Regions from separate parts of the Homo sapiens genome. Here region 2 is linked to region 1. Evidence: read pairs that join two places in POLR2A ChIA-PET (ENCODE). Cell type or tissue: MCF 10A. All regions are shown on one strand. Links, peaks and the distances in the headings refer to the core of each region. The heading gives the core; the rest is flanking DNA.

Region 1 (2,926 bases), core at 172-2,671:
GCACCACCTCGTGTGGCCATGCCTGGCAGTGTTGCAGACCTTTCTCCTTAGTTCAGCTAAAACTGGGTTCTTGTCATGTGACCAGGAAATATTAGGCTTGCGGACACATAGAAGGGTGAGGAGCAGAATTTATTTGGAGAAAAGGAAAAAGGAAAAATAACTCTCAGCAAAGTGAGAGAGAATCCTGCTAGCAGGTTTCCCACCTCACTGATTGAATCCCAGGTTCCCACCCAGGAAATGAAAACACCAGTCTCCTCCCTGCTGCAAATGGCTTGAACTTCCCGAGGCTCCACTCCGTCCTCCCAGTGCACAGGTGGGCAATGTTCAGAGAGAATCAGTTGGGAAAGGGCAGGCTTCATCTGAGACCAGCAGTCTGGGTTTTCAGCCTTCAGGCTGTTTCAGGCTTGAAGGCGGGGTTTTGCTGGGTACCCTTGGCTGCCTCTTGTCTCTATCAGCAGGCTTCTCTTGTTGGGAAGTGTAAGTAACAAAGAGTCCTGCCTTTCATCTATCTGAGTGTCAGTGTGCTGGTTCCGGCCATGAAAAGGATATTACCAAACATACAGTGTACATAACACAAGAAAACAAAGAGTTCCCAGGAAAAAATTTCTATTGCTTGGTATATACTATTATTGGTTTCTCCCCCTCCACCAGAGAATAAAGCCCTAATTTCCTAAGGCATCCTTTGTATATAATTAACTTTTCTCTGATGCATCTACATTACTATTAGGTATGTACTATCCTTGGGAGAATTGAAAAAATAGTCACTCAAATTATTTTCTCTGTTCTGTGGTTCAGTGAGGAATTCCACTCTAGAGAAACTATCTAAGCTTTTAGGGTTAAGAAAGAAAAACTTCTCTCAGCAATAGCTCAGTAATTTATTTATGTAGCAATTCACATTCATATGTTCAAAATGCATCCACGGAAAAAATGAGATTGGCTCAATGAGTTTTAAAAACAGTTATATATCTTTTTCCTGACTTTTTTCAGTGTAAAGTATAGAATAAACCTTTTTTTATAAGATTTGGGTTTGTTTTCTCACAAAAAGACTGTTAATATGAATGTCCTAAAATTCTATATTGGTTTATTGTTCAGATTAATGAATACTCTTCCATATAAACATTAAGATTATAAAACACATCAAATTATGTATTCAGTTAACCAAATTATAATTCCAGCAAACTTTTAGATATCAATAGTGATTGTGTTATTTTTCCATTTGTCAATCTAAACCAACCAGGATTCTGAGTTAAATTTAAAATCTTGATTAATACCATAATTAATACATAATCTTTGGAGGCATGGATAATTTCTAAGCAACACAGAATACTGAAAATTTGGTTACCAAGCATAGTTTTTATTTAAAATGTTACAGAGTGACTATACCTTTGAGATATGTTCAAGAACATTTTTATTTTTGCCACTTTAAGAGTGTCAAAGGAACGTGTGATTTTAGAGGTTGTGTAATGTGTACTCATGAGTTTCTCTGGTCTGCCAAAATACTTGTGTAAGACAGAGAGTTCTCAATCCTGCCTCCCACTTTTTGTTGTGAAGTAGAACTTTGTACTTTGGTTGAAAGTTTTAATTGCCATAGATGAGCATGACTCTAAATGGAAAAATTATGGCAAATAAATATAACCATTGTATTCAAGGTAATGAAATGTGTTCTTGTTTTTTTAAAGGAAAAAGATAATAGTTTTATTCTAAAATAATGTGTCAAGATAAGTAGATATAGAACGTTGTGTAAGGTTTTAGGAAAATAAACTTTTTTTTGGTCTGGGGTTATATCCCCAAAAAGTATGAGTCTGAAAAGAAGCAATGGAATGTGTTGGTACACTTTTGATGAGTTTTCTTATCAAGGAAAAAAAAATTGTGAATTCTTTACTACCAAGGCCTTGTAGTACTCAGTTCCTCTGAACAAGAAATGATAAAAGGTTAATTTTTAACTTTTGTGTAATTTTCCATACAACAGAAATGTTGCACCTCATCAGAATAACTTTTTTTTGTGCATTTTCCTTGCTTTGATTATCTACCCTTCATCATTTTTTAAAAAGTTATTTCTGAAAGAGCTAAGGTCTCTTAGAATTAGGTTACCTTTTGCTATATCTATTTTAAAATATTCTTTTGACATTATGATTAATAGGTAGCCAGGCTACACCCATTTATTTTTCTTAGTCACCCATGTTTCTCTCTTAATCAAGTGTCTAATCTCCTCTGATAATTCTTTTGATTTAGTCCTCCTTAAAAAGAGATTGTACATTCAAAGAGATTAATATCAAGATATCTTTTATACATAAATAATGTTTGGGGTATTCCAAAAGTCTCTGGATAACTATAGAGGTCCTTCTTTCACCTTATTAAGGGAGAAATACTAGTAATAATTAGGTTGTTTGATATACTTGATATTTCTTAATTAGTTCTTATTGGATGTACTTGGTATTTCTTAATTAGTTCTACCCTATTGTAAGAGCTGCATAGGAAGAGCTGTGAAATCAAGAGACACGGAACTTTTTCTAAATTAGTTTTGTATGGGGAAATATACTAATACAAATACATTTCAGTGAGTATCCCAAACAATCAAAATGAGTGACTGAGGCATAAGTCTCAATTGAGGTTTATTAAGCCAGCTTTAGGGTGCATCTGGGAAAAACAGCCACAGACACATAAGTGGCTGATTTTCCAGAGAGGTTTTCAGGAGGTTTAGTATTTATACATTTCCTTAAAGGGCACAGGGAGAAGGCACCTAGGAAGAGGAGAAGGTAGGCTGTAAGGCAAATGGTTACAAGATTTACTTAATGCCTAGTAAACCTACATTTTACATAAAATAAGGTAAATATTTAAAGAGAAAAAGTGAATAAAAGAAGACTCAATTATGCAGTCTTTGTCTTCATTCTGCACCTGGGATGATAAGATTATAATAGATATTAAC
Region 2 (2,926 bases), core at 287-2,786, 450 kb after region 1:
AGAGAACACATTGAGCAGCAGTAGTTCAGTGCCCTTCTAAGCCATAAATACCAGCTGGCATGCGGAGCCTGAAACAACTGAGAAAATGGTAAAGTAAGTGAGTTTATAGAATTGACCAGATATCACTAGGTATTGTTGGACTTCAGATTAAATTCAACTATATTCAAGACTTAAATAATCATGCTCCTATCACTCTAGGTTTTGTGGCCAGAGAAAATATATGTCTTGCTCTAATGTTCCCTAACAGAACATTCCAACAAAAACTTCCCTAAAGCCTGAAATAGCTAAGATACTCCCATTTCAAAATATTGAAAATATGTTGAATAAAAATGTGTCCTCACTCATTCATACACAAAAGGAAGCCTGAATTTTGCCACTAAAGCAAAACTGGAGAAGTCTGAGGGAACATATGACAATAAGCATACATTATTTCATTTTGTGTTGAAAATAACTTGGTGGTTTGGATTTCAGGAATGGAGATGTAATCAACTAACATTAAAGAAAAGAGGATTTACTGAAAAGAGATCTGGTCCATAGACAGGAATGGGCACGTTACTAGAACAGCATCAGAGACTGAGGTGACTCTAGGGACTGGACCCACCCTCAGTCTTCTCTCTCTAATGATGTCTTTCTCAAGGTTTTAAGGTGGGTGCCTTTCTCTTCTCCTCTTTGCATATCCATTGTGTCTTTGTTAACGTGCTTCTTTTTAGTATTCACAGCAGCTGTCTCTTATGGCCACATGTCCCAACTCTGTGTCTACCCTTCAACCTCAAACAATAGTGCTAACTAAAACTTAGGTCACATTTCTGAAATCAAGGACAAGATTGGAGCTTTTTTTCCCTTAAAGCAGGGGTCCCCAGCCCCTCGATCATGGACCGCTTCCAGTTGTAACCTGTTAGGGACTTGGCTGCACAGTAGGAGGTAAGCAACGGGCCAGCAAGTGAAGCTTCATCTGTATTTACAGCCGCTCCCCATTGCTCATATTATCACCTGAACTCCACCTCCTGTCAGATCAGCAGCAGCATTAGTTTTTCATAGGATTGTGACCCTATTGTGAACTGTGCATGCAAGGGTTCTAGAGAATCTAATACCTGATAATCTGTCCCAGTCTCCCATCGCCCCCAGATGGGACTGTCCAGTTGCAAGAAAACAAGCTTAGGGTTCCCGCTGATTTGACATTATGGTTAGTTGTATAATTATTTCATTATATATTACAATGTAATAACAACAGAAATACAGTGCACAATAAATGTAATGTGCTTAAATCATCCCCAAACCACTTCCCCCACCCAGTCCATGGAAAAATTGTCTCCCAGGAAAGCAGTCCCTGGTGCTAAAAGGACTGGGGACTGCTGCTTTAAAGTAGACCACAGAGATAACACCCTCCTGGTCAGTCTTGGACTGCCTGTGAGTCAGTTACTCTCCTTAAGTCTACTCAGTTTTGTCTCATTAGAATGCAGAAGTGGGGAAAGGTTAAAAATCATCAGTCACAAGACTGTTCTTCCAGCAGGGAGAGAGGCAGGAGAGTTTCATCACTAATGGGCAATGGGTTTGGTATCCTGAGGCTTGGCATATCCACTACACCTGAGGGTAAGAGATGCCCTGAGATCCAACTATTTTCTCTTTGCCAAAAATTTTTAGGCAATGCTAGCAGGAAAGCCCCAGAAGCACAGGGTAGGCATAATAATCATGCATTTTTTCCACAATTTACACCATGTCTGGACTTGCTTTTCAAGTGTTTTCACATTTCCTACTCTCCTTTTTTTAATCTCCATTTTAAAAGAAGGTGATTATTACGTAAATACATAATTACCTTTTCTAAGGTTCACTGCTAGATTGGAAAATGCTGTGATATCAACCTGAGTCATTTCGCTGTTCTATACATGTGATTCTATTCTGAGCCCAAAGTACCTTATATAATGACACTGCAAAGACAACAAGATTGAAAAAGAGGAAAAAAACTCAGTGTCAACTCTGTGCTTTAATTTTAATTTAGTCGTTAAGGGTGAAAGACAGTTTGAGAGTGAGCCCCTTCACCTCAAATAAGATATCAAAGGCTATAGCAGCTGCCCAGCACAGTGGCTCATGCCTATAATTCCAGCACTTTGAGAGTCCAAGGTGGGCAGATCACTTGAGGTCAGAGGTTTGAGACCAGCCTGGCCAACATGGCAAAACCCCGTCTCTACTAAAAATACAAAACTCAGGTGTGGTGATGAGTGCCTGTAATCCCAGCTACTTGAGAGGCTGAGGCAAGAAGAATCGCTTGAACCCAGGAGGTGGAGGTTGCAGTGAGTTAAGATCACGCCACTGCACACCAGCCTGGGTGACAGGGAAGACTCTGTCTCAAAAACAAAACAAAACAAAACAAAAAAAAAACAGAAAGCAAAAACCAAAAACGAAAGTCTATAGCATCAAAGATGTAAGATATAAGCAACAAACTAACCTCAGGGACTCATGACTTGTGAGTTAGTCTATCAGCGCCCATTCTTTCTGCTTTGTCTTTCATCATTGCCAAGCTTCCTTACCACCTTCTCTGCAGGGTCCAAGCTGACTCTGCTCATAAAATGGCCTTTTTCTACTCTTGTCTCACATGTCTCAACTCATGTCCAGTCAGCATCACCATCTCCTGTCCGTCCCTTAGGATAAAAGTGTCAGCAGAGCTGTAAGAGATTCTCATGCCCAGGAGATAGCTCACCCTGTCTAACACAACCACTGCCACCGTAAATTCTCAAACATGTCTTTGGAACAGAGAATGAATGATGGAAAAGAAGTTAGAAAATATGATTTCACTAAGCTTTACTGCAATTAATTGGGTAACAAAGGTTGGTTATTTTAATCATTGTTATTTTAGGTATTACCTAGAGCCATAAGTTAAAAAAATATGTATTTGCTTTATTAGAGTGTCAGAAAAAGTTGGATATTTTCT

What was found. ChIA-PET counts read pairs that join two places held together with the same protein. Peaks named below come from ENCODE experiments on the same cell type or tissue, not always from the same donor. Only the 100,000 strongest peaks of a DNase experiment are listed, where the experiment ranks them.
Region 2: POLR2A ChIA-PET joins it to region 1 with 6 read pairs; 1 of 35 experiments calls an interaction of 5 or more read pairs at or near these places.

Annotation. Positions count from the first base shown.
Region 1 is chr4:141,848,557-141,851,482 of GRCh38, reverse strand. No RefSeq gene overlaps it. Among named protein-coding and RNA genes, the nearest start is that of IL15, 210 kb to the right of the region's middle. In MCF 10A, for the core only: no CTCF peak of the experiment used is centred there; a DNase peak (open chromatin) is centred at 1,492.
Region 2 is chr4:141,394,133-141,397,058 of GRCh38, reverse strand. No RefSeq gene overlaps it. Among named protein-coding and RNA genes, the nearest start is that of LINC02432, 63 kb to the right of the region's middle. In MCF 10A, for the core only: no CTCF peak of the experiment used is centred there; a DNase peak (open chromatin) is centred at 1,588.